2 separate regions of the Homo sapiens genome follow, and region 1 is linked to region 2. The links are chromatin loops, found by intact Hi-C in ENCODE. Cell type or tissue: PC-9. All regions are shown on one strand. Links, peaks and the distances in the headings refer to the core of each region. The heading gives the core; the rest is flanking DNA.

Region 1 (16,182 bases), core at 5,255-13,254, 120 kb before region 2:
TTTTCCTTTTTTTTTTTTTTTTTTTTGCTGAGACAGAGTCTTGCTCTGTCACTCAGGCTGGAGTGCAGTGGCATGATCTCGGCTCACTGCAACCTCCACCTCCCTGCTTTAAGCGATTCTCTTGCCTTAGCCTCCTGAGTAGCTGGGACTATAGGTGAGCACCACCATACCCGGCTTAGTTTTGTATTTTTAGTAGAGACAGGATTTCACCATATTGGCCAGGCTGGTCTCAAACTCTTGACCTCAAGTGATCTGCCTGCCTCGGCCTCCCAAAGTGCAGAGATTATAGGCGTGAGCCACCACACCCAGTCTTTTTTCATTATTTTCCACTTTTTCTATAAAAATCAGGGAAGACATTACTATTATTAAATGTAAAGGTAGGACAGAACTTGAGTTTTTCTCATAAACTTTCCTATACATTGAGCAGATAGCTTGATGTGTCTCATTCTAATTTTAAAAATTACTGTTATTGCAGAATTACTCTTCTTTGAATTTCCCAAAACTGCAGGAAAGAAAAACATCCTGGTCGGTCACGGTGGCTCTAGCCTGTAATCCCATCACTTCAGGAAGCTGAGGCAGGTAGATCACCTGAGGTCAGCAGTTCAAGACCAGCCTGGCCAACATGGCGAAACCCTGTATCTACTAAAAATTCAAAAATTAGCTGGGCGTGTTGGCAAGTGCCTGTAATCCCAGCTACTCAGGAGGCTGAGGCAGGAGAATCGCTTGAACTGGGGAGGCAGAGGTTGCAGTGAGCGGAGATCATGCAACTGCACTCCAGCCTGGGCAACAGAGTGAGACTCCATCTCAACAACAACAAAAAAAGAAAAAGCGTGAAAAACATCTTTCACTTACTGACCAAATTTCTTTCCATTCAAAAAATACTGACTGGGAGAACTGCAGCTAGTATAGAGAAGACCTGCACCAAGCAGTTCTTGAATAAAAGATTAAATGAATGAAACAGAAATAGGAATAGCTGTGCCAGCTTCAGCAAAATTACAACAAAATAGAACATACAAAAACAAATACTTTAAAATATCCAAAAGAAGGAACACAGAGTAAGCAAAATAAAAATCACAATTCTGTTATAATAGATATACTCTTTTTGTATGATCTTCTATGTCCATGTTTATTTTGTCAACAATTATATGTTGCAATGAACTGTCTGACATGTTGCTTGTCTTATAAATATATAAGCCATTTTAGTGTTTAGTTTTTGACATCTTTATTGGTGAGAAAAATCTCACTTTTCTCTTCCTGACAATAGTTAATACTTTCAGACAGCTTGGCTTATACTCTTGTAGGCAGGCAGATTGAATTTCTTTGCTAATTTAAACAGCTAGTGACACAGAAGAGGATGGAAATTATTTATTCTGGAAGCTCTGCACATTTCAGTTTTATAAGCAGCCTTGGTTATCTTCTCGATCAAGTTCTGCTAAGTGCTATCATGTCTTGACACTTAGGTGGCATATTGCAGAAAATGTTTAATAGAAACAATCAAACAAACAAAGAAATAAAAACTGAGACTTCCACTGCCCTAATACTGGTTCATTTTCAACAAAATTGGGAAACTGGTAAAGTTTTTTTCTCATATTAACCCTTCATTCAACAACTTTCTCCTTGCTGCTCACACAATCTCTCTCCCTCTAAGGAAACCTATTCCTATTTTTCTAGTTTTCAATGATCACTTTTCATCCCTTTCCCTCACTTCTTTCATAAGCTTTCAATGTTTTAATTTAAAAAAATTAATTCTAGCTAGCTAGACTTTTGCATCAGTACCCTTCTAGACCTGTCCTTTTAGTCATACACCTTGTGGCAGAAACTATTACCAAACCGGTTGCCTTTTCCTCCTGAGCACATTTCCCAGCCTCCCTTGCAATTAGATGTGGCCACATGACTGAGCTTGGCCAATGGCATGTGTGCCTGAAGACCCTCCTATAAGCACTTCCATTCCTCCACGCAGCATCATCTGCAGATATTAAGCAGACAATGACAGCCCTGTGATTAAGAGGCAGAGACTCTCTCAGCCTTGGTTTCTAAATAATAGGATGAGCTGATTCTCCTTGCCCCCACCCCAACTTATGTGAGCAAGAAATAAACATTACTTGTGATAAGCCAAGGAGATTTATCTTTTATTTTTTATTTTTTTAGTTTTTATTTTTTACTTCGATAATACATACCTCAAACTTTAATTTTCTCCTTCCTTCTCTTCAGTCTTGTGTCAAATTCTGCCGCCTTGCATGTCTATGTCAGAAGCCTGCCACTGGGAAAACTAGATGTTCTGATAAAAAAGTATGTGAAATTGTGCAGTGCAATTGATTTAACATTGTTGACATTTATATGAAAATGTGAAAGCCTACAGCATTGTGTTTGACACATAGTAGGAATTCAATTAATATTTTTACTTTTCATATTTTGAAACTTTTGCAAATAAAACCTCCTTTCAACCAAGTGACACAATTGGCAGAAAATGCTGATGATAAGTATAACTTTTTGGAGCATGTTTTAGGTACCAGAGACTATTGTTGTGTTTCACATATATTTACTAATTTTATTCTCACAATAACTCTATGAAGGATGTGTGTTTATCACTCCTGTTTTACAGATGAGATAACTTGGGCAAAGAAAGTTTGAGGTATTTATCTGAGTTATGTAGGTACTAAGCGACAGAACCAGAATTTGGAACCAGCTTGTCTGCTCCAAAGTCCAGGCTCTTACTACTAATAAGGCTAAATATTCAACCATCTAAAGCTTTCTGTAGCCCTTAAGTTACTTATACGGTTACAGTAAAAGTAGGGTAAAAATGTATCTGCTGATTTGTAAAAATGCAGCATCTCAAGTTTCTGAATTGAGAAACTTCTTTTCATGAAGTTTCATTAAAAATATATTTGAAAATATGGCAGATCACTTGAGTCCAGAAGTTCGAGACCAGCCTGGGCAACATTGAGAAACCTCGTCTCTACTAAAAATACAAAAATTAGCTGGGGGTAGTGCCACACACCTGTAGTCCCAGCTAGTTGGAAGGCTGAGGCATGAGAATCGCTTGAACTTGGGATGCAGAGGTTGCAGTGAGTCAAGATTGTGCCACTACATTCCAATCTGGGTGACAGAGTGAGACCCTGCCCCAAAAAAAAAAAAAAAAAAAAAAAAAAAAAAAAAAAGAAAGAAAGAAAGAAAAGAGAGAGAGAGAGAGAGAGAGAAAATATAATGCCCTATGGTTTTTGTGTGTTTAAATAAAAAAGGAATAAAAGGTAGGATTAATGAAACTGTGAAAGTAAACTCTTTTAAAGCTAAAAATAGTATGATCTCTTTCTTGATTAGAGAGAGAGAATTAATTTAGTGGGTGAATTACCAGGAAAGCTTACCTCACTGTTAGGTTGTTATGTTATTTCTCTCATCTAAGAGGATGCTTTCTGCATAGTAACATTATATTACAAAACACATTATGATAAAAATCCTGCATTTAAGGACAGTTACTGAGTCACCTATACACATATACTGTGTTCACAAATGTTTTTGTAGTCAGATTATAGTTGCTCTTCCTTTAAGTATATCTTTCAAATTATACCTTCTGTGGTGACAAGTACATTTATGGCTACAATTTGCTATTTATTAACAAATGACGACTGAGTAGTTTTAACTTTCAGAAGAAGAAACAAAATCTGGTATAATTATATCATGGATTCATCCTAAAGAGCTAAAAATAGTGAAAATACACACAAGAAAGATACCTAAATTCACTGTTTTTTAAGTGCTTGTTTTTCTAAGAGCACAAAACTCATGATAGACTTATAGCTCTGAGGTGGAAATTAGAGTCAGGGTTGAATTTTTGCATAGTTTTAGGTTTTAGGATAATTCAGCAATTATCCTAAACAAAGTGAAGGTTATTTAACAAGCGGTCATTCTGCTACAACCGTTATTGACTCCAATGTGGATGAGCTGTTGGTGCACAGTACTGTGAACACTATTTCAATTTGCTTGTTAATTCAGGATGCTGTAATTACATTTCAGTGGTGATGTGTCTTTGTGGATTTTATATGCCAGTTGAAGATCAGGAGAAGTCAAGATATTCCCAGATATGTTCCTGATTATATTTCAAAATGGGTGATCATGTTATAGCTTCCTCAGACAAGTGGTTCCCAAACTCAGCTCATCATCTTCTGAAACACCTGGGAAACTCTTTAAAATTATAGATTCTGGGAGCCTTCCAAGTCTACTGAATCAGAACCTCTTAGAATTGAGCCTTTGCATCTGTATTTTTTTAAAGCTCTTCCATTGATTGCTATTATACATCTAATTTTGAAATCCACTGTGACATGGCCTTTAATCAAAATGCTTTACTCTAAACAGTATGGCCATATAGGGACTATGTGCAGAGAAAGAAATGATTGGCTGAGCACTTATCCTGAGCTAGTACTTGGGCTTGGGTAAATATATCATTTCATGTGATCGTTGTAACAGTCATGGCAGATATAATAAATGTTCACTATATCTACAAGGCAACAAGACAAAGAGGTGCTGAGAGATAAACTGATGTCCTTAATGTCACATGGCTAAGAAGTAATAGAATGATGACAGATCTGGATGCTTATTGTGCCAAAGCTTACTTTATATCAATGGCAACGAAAATGGTAACTTACTTTTATATCGCGTGTTAGTGTTTACTTTCTATGTTTGCAGATACCTCTTTGACAAAACACATTTTATAGATTTTTCAAACTTGGGATAAGAGGAACTCAAACTGAAATAAACTAAGGTTCTTAACTGTAGTCATTCTGATTTTCCTCTAGTACTCATTTCAACTGATGAAGTCTTACCTTATATTTTAAAGGGAAGTCTTCCCTGACCCAACATTGTATCACAGGCCAAGTCAGGTAATTTATGTGGGCTCATAAATTATTTTTCATAGCTCTTATTCTAATTCTAACAAACTATTTTTATATTTATTTATTAAGTGGATTTCAACCCCATCAAACTGTAATCTTCATGAGTGCAAAGAGCTTGGTTATTCTTCAATCCATAGCACCCAATTCTGGGCTTACCCTATAGTAGTTGCTCAATAAAGACATGTTGAATGAATCAGTAAACACCTATGCTATTTCCCCTGAATGGATTTGCCACTATATTATTCATAATACACATAAATATACCAAAAATTTTGAAATTTTGTACTAGAAATTTTGTAGTTTTATTTATTTATTTATTTATGGAGTCTCACTCTGTTGCCCAGGCTGGAGTGCAGTGGCATGGTGCAATCGTGGCTCACTGCAACCTCCGCCTCCCGGGTTCAAGTGATTCTCCTGCCTCAGCCTCCTGAATAGCTGGGACTACAGGCCTGTGCCACCATGCCCGGCTTTTTTTTTTTTTTTTTTTTGTATTTTAGTAGAGATGGGGTTTTACTGTGTTAGCCAGGATGGTCTTGATCTCCTGACCTCGTGATCCGCCCACCTCTGCCTCCCAAAGTGCTGGGATTATAGGTGTGAGCCACTGCACCTGTCCATTTTGTGTTTTTATTAACTACCTACTCTTTGTATATATAAAATAGTTACTCATAATTAAAACAGACAAAAATTACTTCCTGAGTTTATTATTAAATATTACTCATAATTAAGTAAAATGCAGACAAAACTGCGTCCTGATTTTATTTATTATTTCTTGTCATTATTGCTGAACTTGGATAATTTTTAATGCACAAATATAATCTTAAAAGCAGGAATTAATCACAAAGAAATATATTAAAAATAATTTCTTGTGATGTAAAATACTCCCATGTATTTTGCTATTTGCATTGTATAATGATTAGATGGTTTTGAGAAGATGAATGGCTTGTCTTATTTTGGCTTTCATAAAAAGAAATTTTACTTGCAATTGTAATTCACATTTACTGAGACAAAATAACCCTGTAGTCCTGACTAGCCTAACTTGTTCCTGTAGGTTGACCATATAACAGATCCTTTCACCATAAGGAAATCTACCTTTTTTAAATGGAGATGGAATGATATTTTCAACACCTTGTAATTCATGCAATAGCCCTAGCTAAATTAAAACAAATTCTATGGATGCCATTAATCAGTGGTGTTCTAATTTTATCTTCACATTAGGATCATCTGGGGACTTTGAAAAACTAACTCGTGCCTGTGACCCACTCCCAGAAAATGTGATTGATTGGTTTGGAGTATGGCCTAGGCTTCAAATTTTTTAAAAGATTGATGGTTTATCTTAATGTACACAAGTTTGGGGACTACCTTTATTAGTTTCTGTCTTCCTCAGACAAGATAGCAGAAATACGGATGTTTCTGCCTTAATCTTGGAATAGATTTGTGGAATGCCCTGTTGACTCTGAAAGTGGAATTTAGACATTGAATTTCCTGAATTTGCCTGCAAAGATTGCAAGTTAGAAAAGGGAATTCCAAGGTGTCTCTTAAACTTGGAGGTCTTTGGTAACCTATATGTCAAAGCCTAAGACTAGGGAAGTTTTGATAGCAAATTTATCAGTGAGTAGGGAAGCGAATAAGAATTAAATATAGACTTTAAAATATCTCTTATACCTCCACCTCTCAAAACATAGCCGAGTTGAATAGGATGATTATAATCCTATATTACCTAAAAGGTGGGATTTAAAATGAGTTTAACATAATATGATTTATTAGCTGAAGAGATAATAATAGCAAGTTTTAGTGAAGTACCAGTTATGTCATCTCGTAATGAAGACATTTACGATCCAAGAGGGAATATTTACATTAACACCATTATTAATATTACTGTGTGCTGACTTCACAAAATTCCCAAAGCATGGAATGCAATTTAAAAATCAATGGTTTCTTTTGTGCACTTGTACCCTAGAACTTAATGTATAATAATAATTGTTTCTGTGCCTAAAGAGACATTTAAAAGCTGTTGAAATTTTGAAAAGCTTGTGGTCTTAAAAATGGCTGAAATCAGTGTTCTAACAGCACATATTTAAACATGTGGCCATAAAGCATTTCTTCTTTCCTCTCTTCCTTCCTTCTTTTTCTTTCTTCCTTCTGCACGCTCTCTCTGTCTTTCTCCCTCTCTCTTTCTTTCACTCTGAATGACACATATCCCATCACCATGAAAGCCTTGTGTGCAACTGCCAGTTGACACGGGCCTATTGTGGAAGGCATAGAGAGTATGCAGAAAGTTAAGTACCAAAGAAAGAAAAACAGTAAACCACTTGCTTAAGCTGATCTAGTGTTTTCTATTCTTTGGACTCTAGGTTCTAAATAATTGAACCTTGATCTCATTTGAGGTGAGGAAAATACACACACACAGGTGGCCTAACTTCTAATTATTTCATTCCCAGTGAAAGGCGCAGGTGTCAAAGTCTTAAGGATTCTGATCCTTCATTTAGTGCACTAAATCTTTTTTCTTTCTTTTACACAAAGCACTGAACTTCCCTGTTAATCCAAAGTGATGTCTGTGGCTCCTTTCCCTCTACACTGTCACTTATACTAACTCCTTTGGCTGTTATGATTTGTTGTGGCTGCTACTGCTGCTTTGAAACCTCTGAAATTTTCTAGGACCCTGGTTCTCAGTCTTTCACTGCTTATTGGATCACTTGGGCTTCTCTAAAAACTACCAATGCTCATGTCCCACCCATGGAGATCCTGCTGTTATTGATATGGAGTGTAGCCTAAGCATTGGGAGTTTTTAAAGATTCCCAGGTAATTCTAATGTGCTGCAAAGTTTGAGAACCACTGTTCTAGGAAGTGGTATCTGTTACCGGTTTCCTTGCCCAGTGCTGACCTTTTCTAGTTTTGACCTTTCATTCATGAATATTTTATTGGTTTTATTTTTCAATGAGAGTACATAGTAGGAGGGAATCGTCAGCTGCATTAGCCTGTTGAGTGTTATATCAACTTATCGTACCTACTTTTAGTATAACTGGGCTTGGGGCTTGCATAAAAATGGGACTATTGGCCGGGCACGGTGGCTCATGCCTGTCATTCCAGCACTTCGGGAGGCTGAGGCGGGTGGATCACGAGGTTGGGAGTTCAAGACCAGCCTGGCCAATATGGTGAAACCCCGTCTCTACTAAAAAAAAAATACAAAAATTAGCTGGGCATGCTGGTGCACACTTGTAGTCCCAGCTACTCGGGAGGCTGAGAGGCAGGAGAAGCTCTTGAACCTGGGAGGCAGAGGTTGCAGTGAGCCGAGATCATGCCACTGCACTCCAGCCCGGGCGACAGAGTGAGACTTCATCTCAAAAAAAAAAAAAAAAAAAAAGGACTATTGCAGGATATGTATGTGTTCACCACATAGTACAGGAAATGCCAGAATATAATCTGACAACTGCTTATCCCATTATGCAAACAAATACTTAAAAATGAAACATTAAGTATACCCAGACAGAACTGTAAACATTTCTGATTCTGAATCTAAAGAACTTATTAACCACAATTGATTATATAATGAGAACAAATTCTTACCTCTATCCGGAGAAGACATAATGACTTAAAATCAAATATTTAAGTAGTAATAATGATGCAAGTTATAGTGTAACTACATTAACCAAGTTTTACTCATTCAGGCTTTGCAATTCTGAAATGGCACAGTATTTCTTATTGCATTTGAATTGATTTTTTAAAATCTGTGGAATTTATTAAAGCAAGAATAATTCATAATAAAATCATTGTTTTCAAATGGTTTTTATGAAATGAGAATTCTGGGCTAAGCTATTCCCTTATAGTAGTTATTGGATAAACACCATTATAGCAACAGAAACCAAAATGAAAGAAAATTTGAAAGGTAGCCATAAAACCCCATCAAGGTATGGTACTTTTGTAGTTGAAGGTTCCCTTGCTATATTTGTGTCTACAGGCAAGTATTTTACCAATAATTCCTGTAGGCAAAAATTCTGCTTCATTATAAAATGATATATTGTTATGTAGGCCTTCCATAAGTTAAACTTTTTGTTGATATGCCTCATTTTATTTATTAATACTGATATCTTAGTTTATAAGAGATACTACTCTGGAAAGATTATAAGATGCATTTTTTTTTAAAAGAGTCCCCCAAAAGCAAACCTCTCCTAGTTTCTAAAAAGTAGTGAGGCTTTGTTATGTTTTAAAATATGCTTACTTTTGAACTTTGTTATTTATTTTACTTCACCTCCTTTTATTTTATTTTTTGTAGAGACAGGGTATCACTATGTTGCCCAAGCTAGTTTTGAACTATTGTGCCTCATTTTATTTTAATTCAGAAGCAATATATAAATATGTTTTTGTTGTAAAAAATTGAAAAAATATAGTTTGAAATTCTTTATGATTTCTTCTACCCAAAAACCTTCATTTCCCTAGTTATAACTTTTAAGCATTTAATAGCTATCCTTTCAGTACAAATGAGACAGTCTTATATTCAACGGCTCTGAATTCCTTTTAATACAGTGAATATGACTTGGAGCATTTTCAAAGTGATATATGAAAGCTTGGCCATCTCTTATGTAAAGGCTGCATGCTATTCTATAGCTCAGATGTTCCTGGGTTATTCTTCATTTCCATCTTGATTGATCATATGCATGCAATTTTGCATGTTTTCAAACAATGTGGTACTAAACATTCTTATACATTTCTTTATGTGTTCATATAAGTTTTGCTAATGGGTCTTTCACTTCAACAGGTGATACATATTGCTAATTGCCTTCCAATAGTCTCTGCCATATTATACTCCTACTATCAGTGTTTGAGCAGGTAGTCAATTCCTTGCATTTTTCCTAGTGGTAATAATACCAATCTTTAATTTTCAAAAAATGAATAGGTGAAAATAGTTCACATATTGTTTTTATTCACTTTTCATTGCTTATTAATAAAGTAAACTTTCTTTAAAGTGCTTATTGTCCATTCATATTCCTTTTCTGGAATACACAATCTTTTTCTACCAGGAACCAATACGCAGTCCTTACTATAGTATCAGATTGTCTGATGATATTTATCTAGATCTCACAATCCTATTTTTAATAATAATAGTAGCCTTCTTCAAAGAGGGCTTCCTGTTTCAGAATCACCAAAATGCTTATGTAAAGTGTAAATTCCAGAGTTTCTGGGTGAGTCATAATACCTGGGTGTGAGGACAGGAAATCTGCCTTTTAAGTAAATCCCTCAGAAAATTCTATGAACACTATGTTCATGAGGAGTAAATTAGACATGCTTTGGATTTTCTTTTTTTAAACAAAATAAAAAAGCAAAGTGAAGAATATGTTGGGTTAAAGAAGACATAAATTCTTTAGTTTCCATGGGAAAAAAACTGACACAAATTAAACTTAATGATATTCATAAGATCTCTGCAAGTGGCAAACAAGTTGGATACTTTAAAATGTACATTTAAAAATGTTATAATAGCTTACCTCCTGTAAGAGCTGCTCAAGTAATTGCTATTTGTTTTCATAATTAATAGGAACATTCTAATCTCACAGATGATCTTTCTTTTTTTTTCCAAAAAAAAAAGTTGTCTGTGCAGCATGCTCATTGCTAGCAGGATTTCCATCTATGGAAAAGAGGTCCTGGGAAGGCAGGAAGGGGCACTGAGATCTGCATCCATGATGAGATGACATGCTCTGGCCCAGACAGACAAGAAAGGAGAGCTGGGGGACATCTGCTTAGCAGAGACATCACTGAGGAACAAGAGCCAGAGGGAGTGGACAGGGGAGACAGGATGAAGCAGGAGACACTAAGAAAACATCATTACAAAGCGAAAACAAACAAACAAATAAACAAACAAGCTGGGAATGGTAGAGAAAGAAGTGGTAAGGAAAATACATTAACAGTACATTAAATATTTTCTTAATGCTAAATAGTTAGTTCCCAGGTAAATAATTTTATAATTATGGACCCTTCATTGTGATTGGGTTCTGTAATTTTTGAACACTTTTGTAACATCTGACACTTATTTGTATTTGTTTCATTTCTTGCATGACGGTTTTGTGCACTCTTGGTAAGTCATTATTTTTATTATTACAGATATTTTTACTTTATCCTAGAAATTAAACTCTGACATTTCAAAAAGTTGGAACAAGCTTTTGAAATAAAAGTGGCTTCTGATAAATGATTCACTGCTGACATTATTATAATCTTACAGTGATTTCATTTCCTAGTCCTTATTACTTTAAATGTATTTCCCAATGACTCAGGTATGATGAATGCCCTGAATATATTCAATAGAAAATATTTACTAACTGATTGTTTCGAATAAATTGTTAAGTCACCATCTTTAAGGTATTATATGAACTGTGAGAAGGCTTTAATTACTATAATCAGTATTTTTTAAAATAACTGGCACTTACAGAAATAATCTGCTGATTCTCATATTCAGCTCACCTTTAAGCTTTTATCTCCCTTCCAAAATAGGAAGCAACAACTCTTAGATATGATATAGGATACTAGAAGTATGGTTAGAAGCAGGATGTGGGCCAGGCGTGGTAGCTCACGCCTGTAATCCCAGCACTTTGGGAGGTGAAGGTAGGTGGATCACCTGAGGTCAGGAGTTTGAGACCAGCCTGGCCAACATGGAGAAACCCTGTCTCCACTAAAAATACAAAAAATTAGCCAGGCGTGGTGGCGGGTGCCTGTAATCCCAGCCACTTGGGAGGCTGAGGCAGGAGAATCGCTTGAACCCAGGAGGCAGAAGTTGCAGTGAGCCGAGATGGTGCCATTGCACTCCAGCCTGGGCAACAAGAGCAAAACTCCGTCTCAAAAAAAAAAAAAAAAGAAGCAGGTTGCAGAATGTTGCCATGAAAAAAGAGAACAAAAGAGTTTATGATTTCTCAGGATTTTTTTTGAGAAATACCACAATGAAACATATTTTTTTTTTATTGAAGAGGTCTTGTTGGTCAGGCCACACATATGCGTATAAACTTAAGGAAGTTCACAGATTATAATTGCATCCACTTATTACTTCACAGCTATAAGAATGTCTCCAAAATATGTATTGATTCTCTTACTGTTTCTTGAATTTCTATGATGTAAGTATGTTTAGTGATGACCTTGAACTTCTAATTATAGGCTGCAATCTTGATTGTTATTTGGCCTTCATTATTTGTTTATAAAATAAAAGCTGCTAAATTGCCTTCAAATGCTTCCAAGTTAAAAGCATTTTAATGGATATTACCTATTCCTGGATTTAAGGCCTAAACCAAAACTAGCTACTCTAAAATTTATTTGTTAATTCTCCCTATAATTTTTACTTTATAAGAGCTCATACTAATTCCTATATTATCGTGAAAAATAATTCTCTTCAACTAAAACCAAAGACAGTTTATGGATAACTCTTTGTTATGTAATAAAGGGAAAATAATAGGAAAAATTATAACTGTAATTAACTCCTTGTGGTCTACTCCATCTCACTAAATCGAAGAGTGAAAATTGGAACTTGGAGGAACATACAACGGTGGTAATGTAATTGGAAAATCCTCCTATATGGTGTAGCAGAATAAAACACCAGCTCAGATGTTATGGAGACACAAGTTCAAATCTTGGTTCCACTTATGGTGCTTTGTGCAGCGTTTTATTAGCTGCAAAGAAGGAGGAGGAGGAACCTACCTGGCATGATTACTGTATGGAATACATAACAATTATATAATTTAAATATCAATCTGATTACTATTTTTGCACCATAATCATGCTGATAGTGATTATAACCACTGATCATTATGGGTTTCCTATGAATAAGGTACATATAGCATTGCTTAAATTGCTGAATTGACATTTTTACATTGCATTCTTATGACTGTGCTATAAAGAAGATACTCTTTATTGGCTCCATTTTACAGATGAGGATATTGAATCTCAGAGATATCAAGCAAATTGCTCAAGCCCCACAGCATGAAAGTGGTAGAAACAGAATTCAGGTATAAGCATTGTGAGTCCAAAGACTGAGCTCTTAAGAGTTAAACTACACTGCCTCCTTTATTTAATTGCAAAGATCACAAGCATGTGCTTAACACAGCAGCTAAGCGAGAAGTTGATTAAGTGAGGAGCCTCAGCAGTGTAGGATGAATGGATGAGAGTGAAAATAATCTAAGAGGTGGAAGATCATTTAGGAGGCCATTGCAAATGCTGGAGCAGAGAGTCTGAGCTAGGAAATGAAATGATTTTAAAGACATTTTATTGAAATTGTATCGCCTTAGAGTTGGTTGGCTGCCTATGCCACAAGACTGAAGAGAATGGGTACTTAAGTCCATGGTACACTTTATTTGTACCTATCAATGTAACACCCATTGGAGAGTGCAAGGAAGGAGGCTGGAGGGAGAGGAGGAAAGAGAGGAATGGAGAGAGCTGCCAAAAGTTTAGAAAATAAAGTTCCTGCCCTTCACATGGCTTAACATTTCATTGAAGAATCAGTGGACAGAGATTGGAACATGTGAAATGATTGGAGAACAATTGAAGATCACTGGGAATTGCGTGAGACCTCGGCAAAAGGAGAAAACAAAGATAGACAGGTAAGGGGTGGGAAGCCCGGGAATTATGGAATGATAACACTAAAAAGCCCTCAAGACCTGTAATGTAATCCGCTCAGATTGTGGATCACTGAGACTGAATACCAACCAAATCCTAGGGTTTCAAAGCCTCTGCCTGCCTTGTCTCTAGTATCTTCTCTTCCCTGCTTTGCCTTTTGACCTACCATAGTCTGTTCACAAACACAAATTAATTTTATCACTGTTTGAAGAAACCTCTGGGTAAAACAAGCTTTTTGTTTTAAAATGATCCAGCTGCTTGGCATTTTGAAGGCTGCTTTAGTGTTTTCCAGGTGTACTCTGTATTGGCAGACCATCGCCAGTGAGGCTCTTTGAGAATCACCAGAGGAGCTTGGCTCACACGAACATTCCTGGTCCTTGTTTTAGTTAAAGCACTAGTATGTAGTCTGCCTGCCAGGACTCAAACCCAGCTCTACCTTCTGCTAGCTGTGTGAACTCACTATGTGTTCATTTCCTTGGTAAATAGGAACAATGGATAGTACATGTCTTTATAGGGTTTAGGGACAGGACAAAATGAGACAATACCTAAATACAAGGGGTATTAGCAGAATTCTTGGCACATAGTTAAGAATCACTAATTATTATAATTAATTTCTAAAGTGCCAAGGATATTGCTAACAGCATATTTTGTAATTGAAAATTTCCAGTGCAACTGCTGGGAAAAAAGTTGAGAACTGCTGCTGTGATACCTCTTTTCACAGATGCAGATCATGTCCAGGACTCCCAGGCTCCAGGCTTTGCTCTGCCTAAGCTTGTTCAGTCTCCTCTCCAGCTTCCATGCTACTCTTGGGCTGTGCTAGTATCCTATCCATCCTACCAGGTCCAGCTGGATGGATGCTCTAGTGCCAGGCTGGTATTTTCCAAAGTGCAGTCTACCACAAGACCCTTTTGTTTATTGAAATAAGCATTTGTACAACTGTCCTAGCATAAATGGCACCAATAAAATGAAATGTCATGGAGAATCAGAAATACCTTTTTTTAGATTCAAGGTAACTAAATCTGTCTAAACAGTATTTTGCTAAAATGCTAAAATCAGTGATCCATGAAAATGAATGCAGCTTCTAAGCTGTGCTTTGCTGCTTGTTATGTTTTAAAACAAGAGTTGGTGAACTTTTTCTATAAAGGGACACATAAATATGTAGGTTTTGCAGGCCATAATCTGTTGCAGCTACTTTACTCTGCTGTTGTAGTACAAAAGCAGCCATAGACAATGCATAAACAAATGAGTTTAGCTCATTAGTATTGGAGTTTAGCTTTGTTCCAATAGAATTTTATGGACACTGAAATTGAAATTTGTATAATTTTCACATGTAATGAAATATTTTTCTTTTGATCTTTTTTGGTCGTTTAAAATTGTAAAAGCCACCCTTTGCTCAGAGGCTGTACAAAAGCAGGGGGTGGGGTGGATTTGGCTTGCAGGTTGTGGATTGCCAGCTCCTATTCTAAAAATTATTCATTTTTAATTCTAGGAAGACAGGTTGACTAGACGGCAGCATATGACAAAGTCTGGCCACAATATACAGTGCGATTGTCAGCATTAAGCCAGCTTGTACACCGGTGTTCATAGCACCATTATTCATAGTAGCAAGAAGCTGGAAGCAACCCAGTGACCATCAACAAATGAATGGATAAACAAAACATAGTATACACACACAATGGAATATTATTTAGACTTAAAAAAGGAAATTCTGACACACACAACAACATGGATGAACCTTAAGGACATCCAAGAACCTAAGTGAAATAAGCCAGTCACAAAAAACCAAATACTGTACAATTCTAATTATATAAAGTACCTAGAGTGGTTAAATTCATAGAGACAGAAAGTGGAATGGTGATTGCCAGGGGCTGGGAGGGAGGGAGAATAAGGAGTTGATATTTAATGAGTATAGAGTTTTAGTTTTACAAGATAGAATTCTAGAGATTGGTTACACAACAATATGGGTGTACTTAGCTTTATAGAACTGTACAGATGAAAAATGGTTAAGATGGTGAATTTTATGTTTGACTACATTCAAAATATTTTTTTTTTAAAAAATAGGCAGCTTAGTATTTTACACACTTTAAATTACACATTCTATCCAAACTGTGCATATTGATAATTGTTACTTCTCACTATCTCTTTTTAGCCACATTGCTGAAGTAAATTACACTGTTCAGTCCAAAAAGTGCTTTCTAAAACCACCTATACGTGCCAAGGTATCACTTGGAAAGTATGAATACAAGCATGATTAAAATGCAGTTCCCACCTGTGATAGGTTAATTTATGGGCCCCAATTCATCATTCTCCTGTAGTAGTAGTATAAATTCACACCCTTGTCATGGCTTATGGCAAGTTGAGTATAATTCCTTACTCCCTAGCTTTGGGCTTGCCCATGTGACTGGCAGTGGCTTATGGGATGTTGGTGGACTTGAGGACATTGGAGGCTTAAAAAAATGTGCTTGTATTTCTGCCATTGCCAGAAAAATATTTCAGAATGAGACAAATGGAGCAGACACAACTGGACTAGAAGCCAAAAGCCCTGCCCAACCCAGACTAGCCAAGGTTTGCAAAACCCCAATCCATCCACAAACCCTTGAAGATGAAAATGAATGATGTGTTCTTTAAAGCAGTACAAAATTATTATAGTTAGAGGAAAGTGATTTATAGATTATCTTTCAGAAGCATATAGATTAATGTAGGTTCATGGAAATGA
Region 2 (16,182 bases), core at 4,710-12,709:
TCAACAAATACAAATATTCCCCTTCCAAAAAGGAAAGAAATATCTTGTTTAATTTTACCCTGAGATAACTTAGATTAATAATTGAAATTATATCATCCTACTCATATATGTATTTTTAGTAAGCGAATTATACCAAAATTCATGTTAATTTTTTAAATCTTCTATTCTAGGTATAATATCTACATTGAAATCAAACTATATAAAACATTAAGAAAATGAAAATTTCATGTAATCTTATGCCCTAGTGACATTCTACATAAAATTTGGTGCATAGACCTATGATGATATGTTTCCATTACTGGCTTACTAGGAGATAAGTAAAGAGAGAATTCACATACAAAGTGAGTCAATAAAGTTAGAAACTTTAATAGCAACTTGCTGTTTTAATTGTATTTTTGTCACCAGGGAATTAGAAATAATAATAATAACTTTAAAAAAATGTGGCTCTTCACTTCAGATAGATGGAGAAGCACTGGACTAGTGAGAATTTTATTTATATTAGTTCAGATCATTTTCAATCCATGTGTTACTATAGCTATATCTTTATCTATAGCTATATATTTATCTATCTATATCATGTATATAAATATACACACACATCTATCTATATACACAGATACATATATTAATTGACAAGGTATGTTTAATTAAAATATATACAAATATATACAAATATATTTATTGATTTTTATACTTATGGGGCAAATAGTTTTCAATCTTCAAAATAGCTGTAGAAGTTTGTTATAATGTTTATCTATTTCTCAAACAGGTGTGTGTTTATAAACTTAGTAGCACATTTTCAGCAGAGGAGAGAAGCACTGGTAAACTTTCAAACTGAAATATGCATTCAGAACTTACAAGAAGACAAAAAAAAACCTTTGAAATAATTTTAGAGCTGAGAATCCTAAGAGTGGGCTCAAAGAGTCAATAAAATCTTATCTTGTAGTTGAGGATACTAAGATAAAGAATGGGTAAGTTTTGGTTATTTGTTTTGTTTTGTTTTGTTTTTGAGACAGAGCCTCCCTCTGTTTCCCAGGCTGGAGTGCAGTGGTTCTATCTTGGCTTGCTGCAACCTCCACCTCCCAGGTTCAAGGGATTCTCGTGCCTTAGCCTCCCTAGGAGCTAGGATTACAAGCGTGCACCACCATGCCCAGCTAATTTTTGCATTTTTTAGTAGAGACAGGGTTTTCCCATGTTGGCCAGACTGGTCTTGAACTCCTGACCTCAGATGATTTGCCCTCCTTAGCCTCCCAAAATGCTGGGATTACAGGCGTGAGCCACTGCACCCAGACAAGAATGGGTAAATTGTACAAGTTGTGTAAGTTGGCGTTGCGTCAACTTGCCAACTTGTGTGTTGACATTGTTAGATTCATGACCGGATTTCAAGTCTCCAGGGTCCCAGACCAGCACTTTTTCTTTTCTCTATTCTACTAAGGAATTGACTGTGGAATATCTGTTAATTGTAGATATTACCATATGGTCCCTCCTCCTTGTAACAATAGGTGTTGGTTTCAAAGATGGAAGTCAGACATAGAGTCAAGGGCAGGTTATCCTTAGGGACAATCACAGGTGATTATGTAGATTATTCTACTTTGACCAGGCATACTCAGTAAAAATTCCCAGAAAATTCTTAGGAAACCCAAGTTAACTCTGTATAGCCAGACAAGGTAATGCAGGTATTGAAACGCAGTTTTCCAATAATTTATTTGACACTTCCTTTTGCTTCATGTGAAGGCAGCCCTAAATTCTGCACTGGGACAAACAGTTGAGTCGCCGATGTTGCTTAATATAGGCTTGTTCTATAGAAGAAAAAAGTTTTGCCTGTAAAAACATAGCTTGCACGCTTCTGTTAGTTCTCTCTGAAGTTTTACATTTATGACAAGTTATCCATTTTTCTCTATTTTCCCTCTCCTCTGAAAGAAAACCAATATCTATATATATTAGGTGACAATTCTGGTAGATAAATTTGACATGTAATCCCACTGATTTATTTTATTTTAAATCTGCAATAAGAACTCAAATAATCAGTCAAGAGACATATTTTTTTTTCCTTTGCCTGCATTGCTCTATGAGATAATGATGAGACCAAGCCGATTTATCTCAATTCTGAGGGGCTTTTTATCAGCCATACCTGTATCATCCGGTAGCCATCTGAAATGTTTCACATTAGGTCTAACTGCAATACGGTCAACCGACCGTCTGATATAGATCATTAATCTCACACTTCAAAGGAAGAAGAATTTCTGTGGGAAGTTTTCACATCTGGTATTCTACTTGCTGATTTTTTTCATCCAAATCCTGATAATTGATTGCCAAATCTCTATCATCACATACAAGGCCCAGCACAAAGAAAATAAAGTTGTGTTTTTTTAAGTCACTTTGTATTTAAAAGAATGTATAACACTGATTCTTTTTTAAAGCAATATATAGCTATTTGCATAAGAAAGTCAGAAGATATAAAAAACTAAATGACAAAAGAAGTCATCTGTGAAAGAGAGGATTATAAAGGTTGCTTGCCTTTTCTGTTTGCATTTAAATTTTTTCTGCAATAACTATTATTACCTGGATAATTTAAAGTTAAGTTTTTAAGAACTAGAGTATATATAATTTCCATTATTTAAATAATAAACAATTTAATGCAAAGATTACTTTTATTTAAGGGGAAAATGACTGTGCTTAGTAATTATTAAACATGTGGTACTTATAATAGGGAAGGAATAAAATATATTTGAACTTTGTATTTTTATACAACAAATCTGGGTTAAAAACTAGGCTATATAATATTGGTAAGACTACCAGATAAAATACAGGACACCAGATTAAATTTGAATTCCAGATCCCAATAGATGATTTTTTAATATAAAAAAATTGAGAACATATTTATATTAAAATTTTTTTGTTGTATATTAGAAATTCAAATTTAACTTAAAGTCCATTGTTTTTATTTGCAAAATTTGGCAACTACAAAAATTGGATCTCAGTTTTGTCCTGTGTCACATGGAGAGAGTTTCACTCAGATCATTGGTTACTCTGAGGATTATAGGAGAACACCATCATAGATAGATTTTCTGTGAAGTTACCAAAGCTTGCACTTTACCTCCTCTGCATGGCCTACATGCGCAGTCTTATACATAGTTTTATATTTATAAATTTCTTAAACCTTCTCTTTGCCCTTAATTATATAAGCTTTGGGACTCTCAAAATTTCCATCTGCTTTTGGAAAACATATTACTGTTTACCTATTAGCTTGCACATAGATGGCACTCAGTAAGTCCCCTTTTCAAACAATAGGGATGCTATGAAGTTAATTCCTCTCTTGTGAATAAGACAGGTGACCGCCAAATGGCTGTCCTCACATTAGACTTCTGTATCCCTAAGTTCCAAAGTGCCATCCTCTAAAACGTGGCACAAGTCTCCCCTCTATCCCCAGATTGACAACACCTTCCCCATACTTTGTGAATGGGGAAGCATTAAGCATTGATATTTCCAGAAATTGACAGTGTGGGGCTCCTATTTGATGAGAGCTTTGGAAAGTCTGTAAATAATAATAAGTGATCCTGACTGTTTGCTACACAGCGGGTTACTCTACAGAATTTGCAATAAAGGCTGCTCAGGGCCTTAGGCAGCAGACTCCATTCCCATGAACTTAGCTGCTATACAAACTGTCAGACTCCATCTCTCCTGGAATCAGGCACACATATGTAGATGACCAGGCATTTCAAACTCATTAATCACTAGGAGCTTACATTAAATATGATAAAGGCAAAGAATCCATTCCCTCAAATTTGTGCAATGCTGTCATTTTTCCCTCTTCTTCCCAGATATCCTGCTTCCCACTAATAGCTACCAATCACTCAGTGTCTACTTCATAAGGAACCATGAGAAAAATTCCTCATGCATCTCAGGAACAGGAACAACTGTGCTGTCTCTCACAGCAGTGTGATTTTGGCCAGCAACATGGGTAGTCTCATGACTAATTGTGCTTTCAAACTATATTTGCCTGGATTATTAGGATAGTCTGTTTCAAAATTACCACCAACATGCAGGAACCTATCAGAACGCTAAGACCAGTATGGCAGGCACCAACATTACTGCTTCAATATATATTTTCTTCCAGCTTATCTTTCTTCTTGCTTTAATTTCCACAGATTGGTCTGTTTTTCTTCCACTGGTATGTGTATATTTCTGGAGACTACCTCAAGTTCTCTTTTCAAAGGAGAAGTATTACATAAATACATACATAAATAAATATTTATTTAGCAGCACTGAGGGAACATTCTGGTTAAATCTTTGGTCAGGACTTATTTGTATCAAGAGCATTGGAGGTCTGACTTTCCCAACTTAATTCTCTAGCATCGTGTGGAGGTGCAAATGGTAGGTGACATATTATTTGCTAAAATTTTAATATGAAAAAATATGATTCCATTGTATAGGAGGTAAACAAAAAAGTAAAATTGGACTTAATTTAGTTTGGCAGTTATATTAATAAGATGGAATTTGAGTGTTAGTTGAAGGGATACATTTCGATTTATGAGGTACTGGAGTAGGTCAAGAAATGTTTTCTTTTCAGTTATTACCACCCCCGGCTGGAGGCAAGTCTAGAAGTGGGGTGTGCAAGGACAGAGCTGATGGCTCTTTATGAGTGCCCACAGAAATATAATTATATGAATTCCAAGAAACTAGTAGCCTTCCTTTGTTGGCAGCCAGGTAAGTCAATAGAGACTCAGGAGGGAGTCTACTCTTGGTTTGGGAAAAAACTTAGACCAAAAAATGAATCATAGTAGAAAAGAGACCAGAGAGAGGGTTGTTTGCCTTCCCTCATGAAGAAGAATTAGTTTTCAGTACCCTGCTGAAGAAAAACAGGATTCTTTGCATTCATACATGCATTTCTCCTCCTTCTCTCAGGTCAATAACTCTGGATATCTCTTACAGAAGAATACTGCTATAGCACACTTGCTATACATTTTATTTAGTGATAATCCCTCAGTACTTACAAAGAGTTCCTGCTATTCTGACTATAAAATACATTTTTAATTGTTAAATTTTATATTAAAATTTTTAAAGCAACCTGAAAAAGTACATTTTGGAAAGTGTTTGGAAAAAGTACATTTTGGAAAATACCATTATAGAATGACATGAATTTTAATGCTGCTTTGTGTTGTGTTGGCAATACCTGAATCTGCAATTGAGAAGGTAATGGATCTTTCATAATCTCGGGGCTATTAATTGAATATGAGACTTGCATAAAAAAATTTGCATCTTGGAACTTGAGCATGGAACCACTCTGAGTATTGTATTCTTTCACTCCATAAAAAGGATCATTTTTTAAATGGACTAGTTTTTTGAAACTACATTGGGAGGAAAGAAAATTCAAAAGAAAACATTTGTAAAATTAAACCAATGGACTATTGATCTGCAAAGAATATTTGCTCAAAAAGGTGACAAAAATCAACATGAATTTTGGTTGCCAAGACCTTTTTCCAGCTTTTCACAACTGGTGCTTTCAGGGCTTTGGCAGAGTTTGACACATGCACCCAGCCTGGCAGCTCTGTGTTCAGGCGCTTGTGTAAGCACTGGACTCATACAAGGGTGTCCCACGTTGCTCATTTATGGAATCACAGCAAAAGTTTTACCTTCCTTCCTCTTCCACTATTATCACTGTACGTATTGTGAGATGAACATTGTCATATACTAAAATTTACATACAACTGTATTTTTTGTTAACAGAGACCAAAAGGGGATATAATAAGAAAGCACAGTAACTTATTATTAGCAGTCTTAATAAAAAAGCAAGGTGGGGCCAGGTGTGGTGGCTCATGCCTGTAATCCCAGCACTTTGGGAGGCCGAGGCGGGCAGATCAAGAGGTCAGGAGATAGAGACAAGCCTGGCTAACACTGTGAAACACTGTCTCTACTAAAAATACAAAAAATTAGCCAGGCGTGGTGGCACACACCTCTAGTCCCAGCTACTCGGGAGGCTGAGGCAGGAGAATCTCTTGTACCCAGGAGGCAGAGGTTACAGTGAGCCCAGATTGTGCCACTGCACTCCATCCTGGGGAACACAGCAAGACTCCATCTCAAAAAAATAAATAAAATAAAATAAAGGAAGGTGGAAATGTCCACTTCATAGCTTATTCACCTCAGAGATATTATTACTAGGTTGAGGCTGAAGATTAAGGGTCGAAGTTGATGTTGGTTGACATGTAACTGCCTGAAGTCTGAATAGGGAGTTAATTTTGCAAATTAACCACTATGACTCCAAGTCTGCACTGAGACATTCACTGGCACTTTCGGTTCATTGTCCTTGGACCCCTTCTGTCCAATTTCCAGGCCAGAATTGAAGTTTGAAAATTGCTGGTAGACTACTATAATCTCTATTTCAGGGAAAGTAAGAATGAGTGCCAATATGAAAGGAGAATCTCCCCTCCATACTCAGTAACTTTCTTCTTTATATAGATTGATAAAGCAGGCTTCTTTTGTAATTACTCACTCATTAGTGTAATTCAGTTGCTGGCACAGATCTTATTTAAGCCCCGTTGACATAAAATGGACTAGCCTCTATGACAAAAGTTCTATCAGCAGACAGATATATAAATATATTTCACTGCGATTAGATCTTCACGATAACTACAAAGTAAAAGGCTGTGAATTGTTATGTTACATTAGATATGAGAAAATTGAAGCTCTATTAGTTTAAATGACTTGTCTCGGTCAATTAGAGTAAAAGCAGCAGAGTTGAGACTCAAGCCCTGCTAGGCGTTCCACCTGCAAATACTATGCTCCTTCATCTATATTATGCAATCTCCTCTTCATTAATAGATAAGACAGTAAAAATAGTCATTTTACTGGTTGCCGTTGTGGCCAGAAGTTGACATTTCTCTGTTGAAAATTGTTCACACTGAATATACACCCTCTGAGAAGTTACTCTGGCATTGAATTAACCTGCACTGCTTTAACTTTTCCACTTTTTCCCCAACTTTTACATTAACATCAGAAACTAATAGCAATATTAAGGACATAAATGTAATCATGTATTTGAACATATTTCGAGGGCTACTGAAGAAGCCTCCTTATTTTAGGATAATTATCAGAGTTCCACTGGAGTTGTCTCAGTGTAGGAAGTTCCATAGCTAGTCTTCGTAGATTGGGGTTATCAGCAGTCTTCAAACTTGGGGGTCACAGCATCCCAGAAGGGGCTCTTACTCTAGCCCTGGCTGATTCCAAAGATACAAGAATGTTTAATGTAAGAAACAGTTTTAGAAAAATGAGACAAATTATATTAAAATTTGCCTTAAGTTCACATTTATTTACGTGAACTCTTTGGCATAAGGCATTTAATACTCTCTTTAAAAAACATGGATGTGAATAAGTGAAGTAAAACATATACAGGGAAAAAGGATTCCAAGTTATTGCAGATAATTACTTTTCAGGTCAATTTTTATTTCTTTAAACCACTCACTTATCCATAGGAGTCAAGGCTTTGACTAACACAAAGTCTAACACTAGAATTTGAAAGCAGACTTTATTCATTTGCATAAAAGATAAAGCCTGCCACCAAGAAAGGATTTTGTCTTTCTTATAAAGAAGCCAACATTACCCTAAGCCATAATAAGTTTTGAACACTAGGTTTCTTGTTTGTAGATTGTATGACTAATATGAAAGACAATTACTAAATAGTATAAACTCAAGTTACATCCTTCTATCCTCTCATTTCTCAATATCTTCAAATAAAACAATGCCATTTTGGACACAGGCTAATGGAACTGGAATGTGCTTCAGGGCAAAGAACTTGGTAAGCAAGGAAAGTCATAAAATTATGCCTTTTTTTTTTTAAATTAAGAGAGACTAATGGTGCACTTTTCTGTTTAAGATATGCCAAAAATGAAATTAGAAGATGTGTTGTCTAAATTTTTACTCCTTCAGAAAGCATTTATTTTTCTCATACTTTCTGCTTGAAGTGTGAGTACTATGGTGTCACTGAATTCAAAGCTATTTTTATTTTTGTAATTTGCAGCTAAATCTGATCCCAAAAGATGGTTGTTAAGGATGAACATGGCTCTTTCCACTGAATTTTCAGTAAAATAATTATAATGGGGATTGATTGGTGGATTAACATAAAAATTAAAATACAAAATCCCCTTGTTCTTACATGGCAAAATAAGGTAAAATCTCTTATTCTTAACTGCCTTTTCCTGAAACAGTGTATAATTCCACCATTTGTTCTCTTTAAAAGAAAGATTTGGGCTAGAGAGAGACAGCTTAAACTCGTCTCATCTGCTTGCACCGCTCTCCAAGTAGGTAATTGCAGAAAGAAAAGACAATTCTTTGATCTCAGCGAGGTGCTAATTTGTAAGATTTTTGAGCTGTTTGGGCCTTAGGAAGCAGGGATCAGTACGTAAACAATGGCATTTATCTGGCAGCCTATTACTGACACATTACTATCTCAGTACTTATTCATTTACACTGGTGTTTGAAGACAGGACTATGTGTCAATAAAGGAATTAGACCAGACACCTCAGTCCATCAGGTTTATTTCAGTTTGCTGACAGGAACAGTAGGTGACATTAAGCAACAGAAAACACTTCAAAGTTTTCTATCCTTGGTTTTGCAATGAAGACAAACAACATTTACTGCTTTAGCAGCAACAAACAATGAGCGTAAGACTGCAGAGGGAAGATGAAAGAGCACACCAAATTATCAAACACAAAGCCTGCCCCTACCCCATTTCTACTCATCCCCTGAATTTCATTAGAGCGATTTTTTAAAAAGAGCTTCCAGTGATAAGTTGTGTTCATTTGGACCTCTTAGAAGACAACTCTCTTGAGAAGGACGGTAGGAAATGAATGAATAAGAAAATTTTACTTGACTGTTCAGTAGCTACTTTTTTTTTTTTTGACCAACTTTTCTTTTAAGTTCCAGGGTACCTGTGCAGGATGTGCAAGTTTGTTACATAGGGAAACGTGTGCCATGGTAGTTTGCTGCACAGATCAACCCATCACCAGGTATTAAGCCCGGCACCCATTGGCTGTTCTTCCTGGTGTTCTCCCTCCCACCCGCCACAGGCCCCCGTGTGTGTTGTTGCCCCCGATGTGTCCATGTGTTCTCATCGTTAAGTTCCCACTTGTAAGTGAGAACATGCGGTGTTTGGTTTTCTGTTCCTCAGCAGCTACTCTTAATTAAATATTTCAATATTCATTTATTTAAACATCTTTTCAATAAACAGTCAAGGTGTGTCCACTATAAACTAGACCTGAATAAAGATGATACTATTACTTTTACAGATTCCTGGAACTATGAAAGGTAACATGAAGTTATAATACAGCACCATCTTAGGCAAATGCAAGGTTGTATTTGAGGCGCTGTGGAAATAAGGTAGATGAACTGTGTCTCAGAGGGATTGCCAAATGCTCAAATGGATTGGGAAATGTTTTTCAATTAACATGTAAATTGAAAAACACTTGAAAGAAATACTTTCCTGCATCATCAAATAAAAATTCCTCTCAGATTTCTTCCTCTGTACATCTCAATTTGGAATGATTTACCAGTGTTTGGGTATGCTTTACATACAACTTTGTTAAAATTTTGAAATATAGATTAATTAGCTTATTCAGTAAATATTCATTGAATGAATGTTATAGCACTCCTTGTTCTAGCCCGACACAGTGCACAGAACAAGACAGTCTAGATCCTTGTTTTTATGTGGGATGGAAAACAATGAACTGAAAATGTTGTGATGCTGAAAATTACATAAAGGGAAAGAACAAAGTGGTGGGATAAAGAGTGAGTGGAAGGAGGTGGAAGTAACATTAATAAAATTGGTACTGTAGACTGAGTGGTCATGAAAAAAAACTGTAATGATAGGAAGTAATCATGAAGTAAAAGGAACATTTAGGCAGCGGGAAGAACAGATAGGACAATATATTGACATGCTGGAAAAACAAAGGGCTGGACAATATATTGACATGCTGGAAAAACAAAGGGCTGGTCTAGAGAAGGGATAGTGAACGAGGGAGAGAGTGAGGTAGCAGATGAAAGCTGGAGAGGAAAATGGGGGAGAGGCTATACTGAGGAAGGGAGGGGATATTAGGAGATGAAGGCATAGACATAAAGGAGATCAATTTGTAGGTGATTTCAAGTACTGGTAATAATTTTAGAACATACTCTATTTAGAAGGTATTCTAGTTTTGCTTAACCCATATGCAGCATTTGACCTTGTTAATTTCTCCTTCCTCATGGAAACCCTTTGCTGCTTGGCTTTCAGACACCACACTCTCCTGGTTACCTCCATCTTCACTGGCTGCCCCTTCTCAGTCTCCTTTGCTGGCTCTTCCTCATCTTCCAGTTTACAATGGAGTGTCTCAGGGCTCCGTCTTCAGACTTCTTCCCTTTTCTATTTACATTCACTTCCTCCATGATCTCACTCAGTCTCACGGCTTCAAACAACATCTGTAACAGAATGACTACCAAAATTATATTTCCAGCCTCTACCTCTCCTTTCAAATCCACATTTAAACATCCAACTGCTTACTTGGCATCTTGGCTTGGATGTGCAATCTGCATCTCGAATGCACCCATCCTAAAACCAAGTTTCGTGATATTCTCCCCTAAATCTCTTCTTCCCTTAGACTTCCTTATTTTAAGTAATGGCTGTTCCAGACTTTCAGTTGATCAGACTAAAAACCCTGGATCCATCCTTGCTCCCTCTGTGCCCCCTCCTCACAGATGCTGAGCATGTTTTCGGCTCACCCAGTTCTAACATTTCACCTAAAGTAGAGCAGTAGAGTTCTAAGTGGTCTCCCCACCTTGGCCTTTGTTCCCCTTCAGACAATCCTCATCGCAGTAGCCTGTGTTCCTTCTAAACCCTAAGCCAGAGCCTGTCTCTTCCCTGCTCAGCACCGTACTCAGAGTCTACAAGGACTCAGGCCCTCCCTAACCTAGACTCTGTCATCTCTCTAACATCATCTTGAATTCTCCCCACCTCTCTCACTCTGCTTCTTGCTGTTCCTGCACTTGCTTTTTCTGCTCCGTGGAATGCTATTACCCTCAAACTCCACCTCCTTTCTGACTCACCTTCTTCAGGTCTTTACTGAAAAGGCATCTTCACAATAAGGCCTTTGCTGACAACCCTATTGAAAGTTGTAATGCCTCCAAACCCCATCTCCTTGCCTAGCTCCCTGCTTTATTTTTCTCCAAAGCATTTATCACTATTTAACATGCTATCTGATTCACTTTTTTTTGGTTTATTATCTATTTCCCCTCATTAGAGTGTAAGTTACATTTGGCAGGGATTTTTGTCTGTCTATTCACTGCCATCTCCCCAGCAATGAGAATAGTGCTAGGAACATACTAATCAGATACTAATATATGTCAAATTAAAAAGTGGGAATCTGTGCAAAAACTTAAAAGCAGGAGGTGACAAAGTCTGACTGTGCTTTGAGATGATCATTCTGACCACTCTGTAGAGAATGGATTGGGTGCAGCAGGGGTTGGAGTTGAAAATGTAAATAGAAACACCATTTAGGAAGCAAGAGCAGTAGTCCAAGTAAGAGGTAATGGTAGCTGGGACTAAGTGATATTAGTAGAGATGAGGAGAAGTGGATGTGTCCAAAATTTGTTTAGGGGGCTGACTTAATAACATTTATAATTACTTTACAGCCAGAATATATCTGGTTATTTCTATGTTGAACACAGATATACAGCTTCTCAACTCTGATTGCTTTTTCTCCTTATACAAAGAATACTCAAATGAATGCTAATAAACTGGTTCTTGTTGGAGAGAGTTTAGGCAATGATCTAAGATGATTCCTAGATTTTCAGCTTGAATTACCTGGTAGGTGAAGGTATCATTTACTGAGAGAGAGATAAGGGTAGGAAACAATTTTAGGAATTATTTCATTTGAGGTACCTCTTAGACATGGAATAAATGAGAAAAAGGCAATCGGTTATATAAACATACCCTACAGTAGAGAGGTCAACTATAGTGATACAAATTTGAAAGTCATAATGTGTAAATGGTTTTTAAAACTGTGGAACTAGATAAGCTAATGCAAGAAGAAAATCAAGATGGAAGAGAAATGAGGGTTCTGGAACATACCAGCATCTAGAAATTGAACAGAGGAGTCCAGCCAAAGAGGCTGAGAAGGAACATTCTGGAAGCATGGCATTTATTGAGAGGAAATTTTATTCCCCTCATTAGTAAACATGAATTACAAAAAATAGTAATTATTGTATTTTGAATTTTGTATTTAGAAAATTTTGTATTTAGAAATGTATTTAGAAATGTATTTAGAAGATTTGTTTTTTCTCATTATCTTTCATTTTGCTTCTTCCCACAAAGCCTAAAAGGACTAAAATATTTGCTATTTTGTCCTCATAGAAAAAGTTTGCTGACCCTACTTTAGACTATTTTTTTTAACACAAGGTCTCTGTCACTCAGGCTGGAGTGCCGTGGTATGATCACAGCTCACTGTAACCTTGACTTCCCAGGCTCAAGCAATTCTCCCATCCCAGCCTCCCAAGTAGCTGGGACTGCAGGTGCACACCACCATGCCTGCCTAATTAAAGAAAACTTGTAGAGACAGGGTCTCCCTATGTTGCTCAGGCTGTTCTTGAACTCCTGGCCTCAAGTGATCCTTCTGCCTCAGCCTCCCAAAGTGCTGGGATTACAAGTGTGAGCCACTGCACCCAGCCTAGACTAATTCTTTCACATTGCTGAAAGATAAACTGAGACCTGGAAATTTTAGCTTGCTTTTCAGGGTTACCCAGAAGGAGATCTATGACTCAAAGCCAGGCCTGAATGTCTGGTTGCATTTCTATTCCAATATGCCATTCTGTATCTCTGTTGTGTACACAATAGGCTAGCAAATATTTATCTCATAAAATATGACAGAAACTTAATTATATTATTGAAATGTTTTTTCAATAAAATACTTAATAAATGCAACAACATTCCAATAGCAGAATATACTTGATTAATAGGATGTAATTTAGTGTTAATTAAAAGACAGCCATTTGACTTATTTAATTTAAATTCAATTGAGAGAAATCTATCTGTCTGACTGAACTGTTAAATTTTTTTAAATAGTGTAAAGGATTATGAAAATTACCCAAGTAATTAATGTCAATGAATGGTGTGCAATCCTAAGTGTTTAGATAGGTATCTTTTCTTGCTTGTACCTCAAACTAGAGAATTAATAATAGGTACCAGGGTAAGGTGGGAAATCATTTTGGGCTTGGGAATTAGTAGTTGGTACCATTCTTTTCTGTCGTTCTACATTCTCCAAATGTCTTCATTCCTCACACACTCAAAACTTACAAATTTCCCATAACCACATTTCTCAAATATTTACCATTAATTTTTCTGTATTGTTGTTAAATGCACACAGCATAAACTGTGCCATCTTAATAATTTTTAAGTGTAGAATTCAATAATGGTAAGTATATTCACGTTGTTGTAAAGCCAATCACCAGAAACTTAATTTTGAAAACTGAAACTCTATACACATTAAGCAATGACTCCTCACTTTTTCTTCCCACTAGTCTCTGGCAACCACCATTCTGTTTTCTGTTTCTATGAATTTGATGGCTCTAGTTACCTAATATAAGTGGAATCAAACAGTATTTATCTTTTTGTGACTGACTTATTTCATGAATGTAATGTCCACAAGGTTTATCCATATTGTATCACAGGTCAGAATTTCTTTCTTTTTTAAGGCTGAATAATATTCCGTTGCATGTATTAAATATACATCATATATTGTTTATCCATTCATCTCTTGACAGACATGTAGGTTGCTTCCGCCTCCTGGCGATTGTGAATAATGCGGCCATGAACATCGGTGCACAACCATTTCTTTTATAACCTGGATTACATGTCCTCAACTCTCACTGCTTTTCTCCTCAGAGCATTTAAACTATTTTTCATGATATTTTTGACTCATGAGAATGATCTTTAAAGAAATGAAGAGAAGGCACCTCTCCATTAGGAGTGTTAAGCAAGTGTAGGAAACCCTCCCTGTAAATGTCTTTTTTTGCTACCTTGACTAAGATTGGGGTGCCCATCCCTGGACCATTCTAAAAACACAATATTATTGAAGAAAGTATGGAAAGAGAAAGGGGCCCAGCATCAAGAAACACGTGTATAGGCTAATTGGGTAGATTTATTAGCACGTGGTAGAAACGTGTATAGGCTAATTGGTAGATTGGGTAGATTTATACCTGAGTCCCCAGGAAGCTATTGCAGGAAGACACTTTTAATAAATTGCCCATGTTTAGTAGTTGGCTGCAGGCAGGGCACAGTCTTGAGCACCTGGCTAGGGAACCAAAAGTTAGACCAATGTGCTTAGAAAGTAACAAAACTGTACATTTTTATAAGTACAGCATTCATTATAAGCAAAACTTATAAAACTTTGTAAATCTGAATTTATTATGAACTAGCCATAGATGAAGCCTCTCTGTGATTAGAAAGATGTGAATTTGAGTCTTGGCCCTCCTGCTAGCTATGACTTTTGACAAACCACTGAGCTACACTGAGCCTCCTATTCCTCACCTCTTATACAGAAATTATAATGCCTGCCTTGTGGGCTTATTTTGAGTACTGCAATACAGATAACATTCAGTAAATGGTAGCTCTTTTTTCTACTTTGATATCTACAATTGTTAATGATAGAGGCTGAAGGTCAGGCTAAGGAAACTCTTCTTTTCTCATGGGAACACACAAATTATCAATGCAAAAGAAAAATTTTAGTATTAGTAAAAATTGAAGTCCTAACTTAACATACACATACATGGAATCACAAATGTGACAAAATGTATCCATTATAAATGTCTTTTCTTCTGAAACTTTAGATGCTAAACATAGGTACTTTTGAAAAAATACACATATTCCAGGTTTGTGAGTAATTCAGTATTTATAAAGCTGGTATTTAGACATTAATGCCATTTGGAGAAATGGTACTTTTCATTCTGTCTGTGCTTGGATTAATGTTATGCATCAGAGTCTAAGAATCCCCTAAATAAATACCATATATTTCTGAATGTTGACTTTCTGATTCTGCAGCCAATCCTTTTAATGAATTTCAATGCACAATTCAAAGTCAGCATCCTATTTCCTAAAAGCCCATAGTCAAATTGTGGACAGTTTCCTTAATGTGTTGAGGGTCCTAGTAAGGCACATACAGCTTATTAGTTGCTAATTGCTCCTATTCAGGAATGAATATTACTCAGGTTTTTTTTGTTTTCTTTTGTTTTGTTTTTTTGAGACAGCGTCTCACTCTGTCCCCCAGGCTGGAGTGCAGTGGCACAATCTCGGTTCACTGTACCCGCGCCACCCGGGTTCAAGCAATTCTCCTGCCCCAGCCTCCCAAGTAGTTGGGATTATAGGCATATGCCACCACGCCTGGCTAGTTTTTGTATTTTTAATAGAGACGGGGTTTCACCATGTTGGCCAGGCTAGTCTTGAACTTCTGACTTCAGGTGATCCACCCGCCTTGGCCTCCCAAAGTTCTGGGGTTACAGGCGTGAGCCACGGCACCTGGCCTCAGAGTATTTTTAAGAGAACGGTAAACATGAGTGTAGGAAAATGCAGGGAAATGACCCTTGAAAATGTAAATTTCTCTGGACCTGCTGTTCATGTCTCTGCTCCTGTGTCACCTTACAACCAATGTTTCAACCCTTTGGAGGAACAGAATGGATACAGATTACCTGTTCCATGTTCGTCAAGAAGGGGAAGTATTTTTATGGGGAATGTTGATTCTCATACACTTCAAGTCCAGTTAATCACCCATCTACATCGTAAGAGGGAAGGCTGCCTTGATCATCAATGAACTATATTCCTTTATGGGTATTCAGGTATTGTCTAAGAAACTGAAAGGGGCAGAATGGGACTTCATAAATAAATATGTTTATCCAACATATGTGTGTTGAACACCGGCATATGTTCCATCACCATGGTGAGACACAGTGATGTGTAGCCTGAAGTCCCATCCCAAAGTTTCTTAGTATTATGAGAGAGAAGATATACATAATTATAGCTAATACTTATTGGGCACTTACTAAGGACATTTACGTATATTAATTTGTAATCTGCACAACAAGCTTTGAAGTTGGTACTATTAGTCTTCCCCCTCCCCATAATATTGAGGCAGCAAGGATTAGTCCTTGCTCAGGGTCACATAAATAGCC

What was found. A loop is a pair of places that touch in the nucleus more often than their neighbours do. Peaks named below come from ENCODE experiments on the same cell type or tissue, not always from the same donor. Only the 100,000 strongest peaks of a DNase experiment are listed, where the experiment ranks them.
Region 1: a loop joins it to region 2, with 2.0 times the contacts of the local background. A loop is called at or near these places in 2 of 110 quality-filtered maps.

The regions. Positions count from the first base shown.
Region 1 is chr10:52,324,713-52,340,894 of GRCh38, forward strand. No RefSeq gene overlaps it. Among named protein-coding and RNA genes, the nearest start is that of DKK1, 19 kb to the left of the region's middle. In PC-9, for the core only: no CTCF peak of the experiment used is centred there; a DNase peak (open chromatin) is centred at 10,059; H3K27ac peaks cover 2,313 bases.
Region 2 is chr10:52,444,304-52,460,485 of GRCh38, forward strand. It overlaps LNCAROD (lncRNA activating regulator of DKK1), which reads right to left. Exons shown (of 4, transcript NR_120641.1): 3 at 10,283-10,446; 4 at 6,574-7,214. Among named protein-coding and RNA genes, the nearest start is that of LNCAROD, 18 kb to the right of the region's middle. RefSeq lists an enhancer at 8,022-8,890. In PC-9, for the core only: no CTCF peak of the experiment used is centred there; DNase peaks (open chromatin) are centred at 7,718 and 8,498; H3K27ac peaks cover 3,126 bases.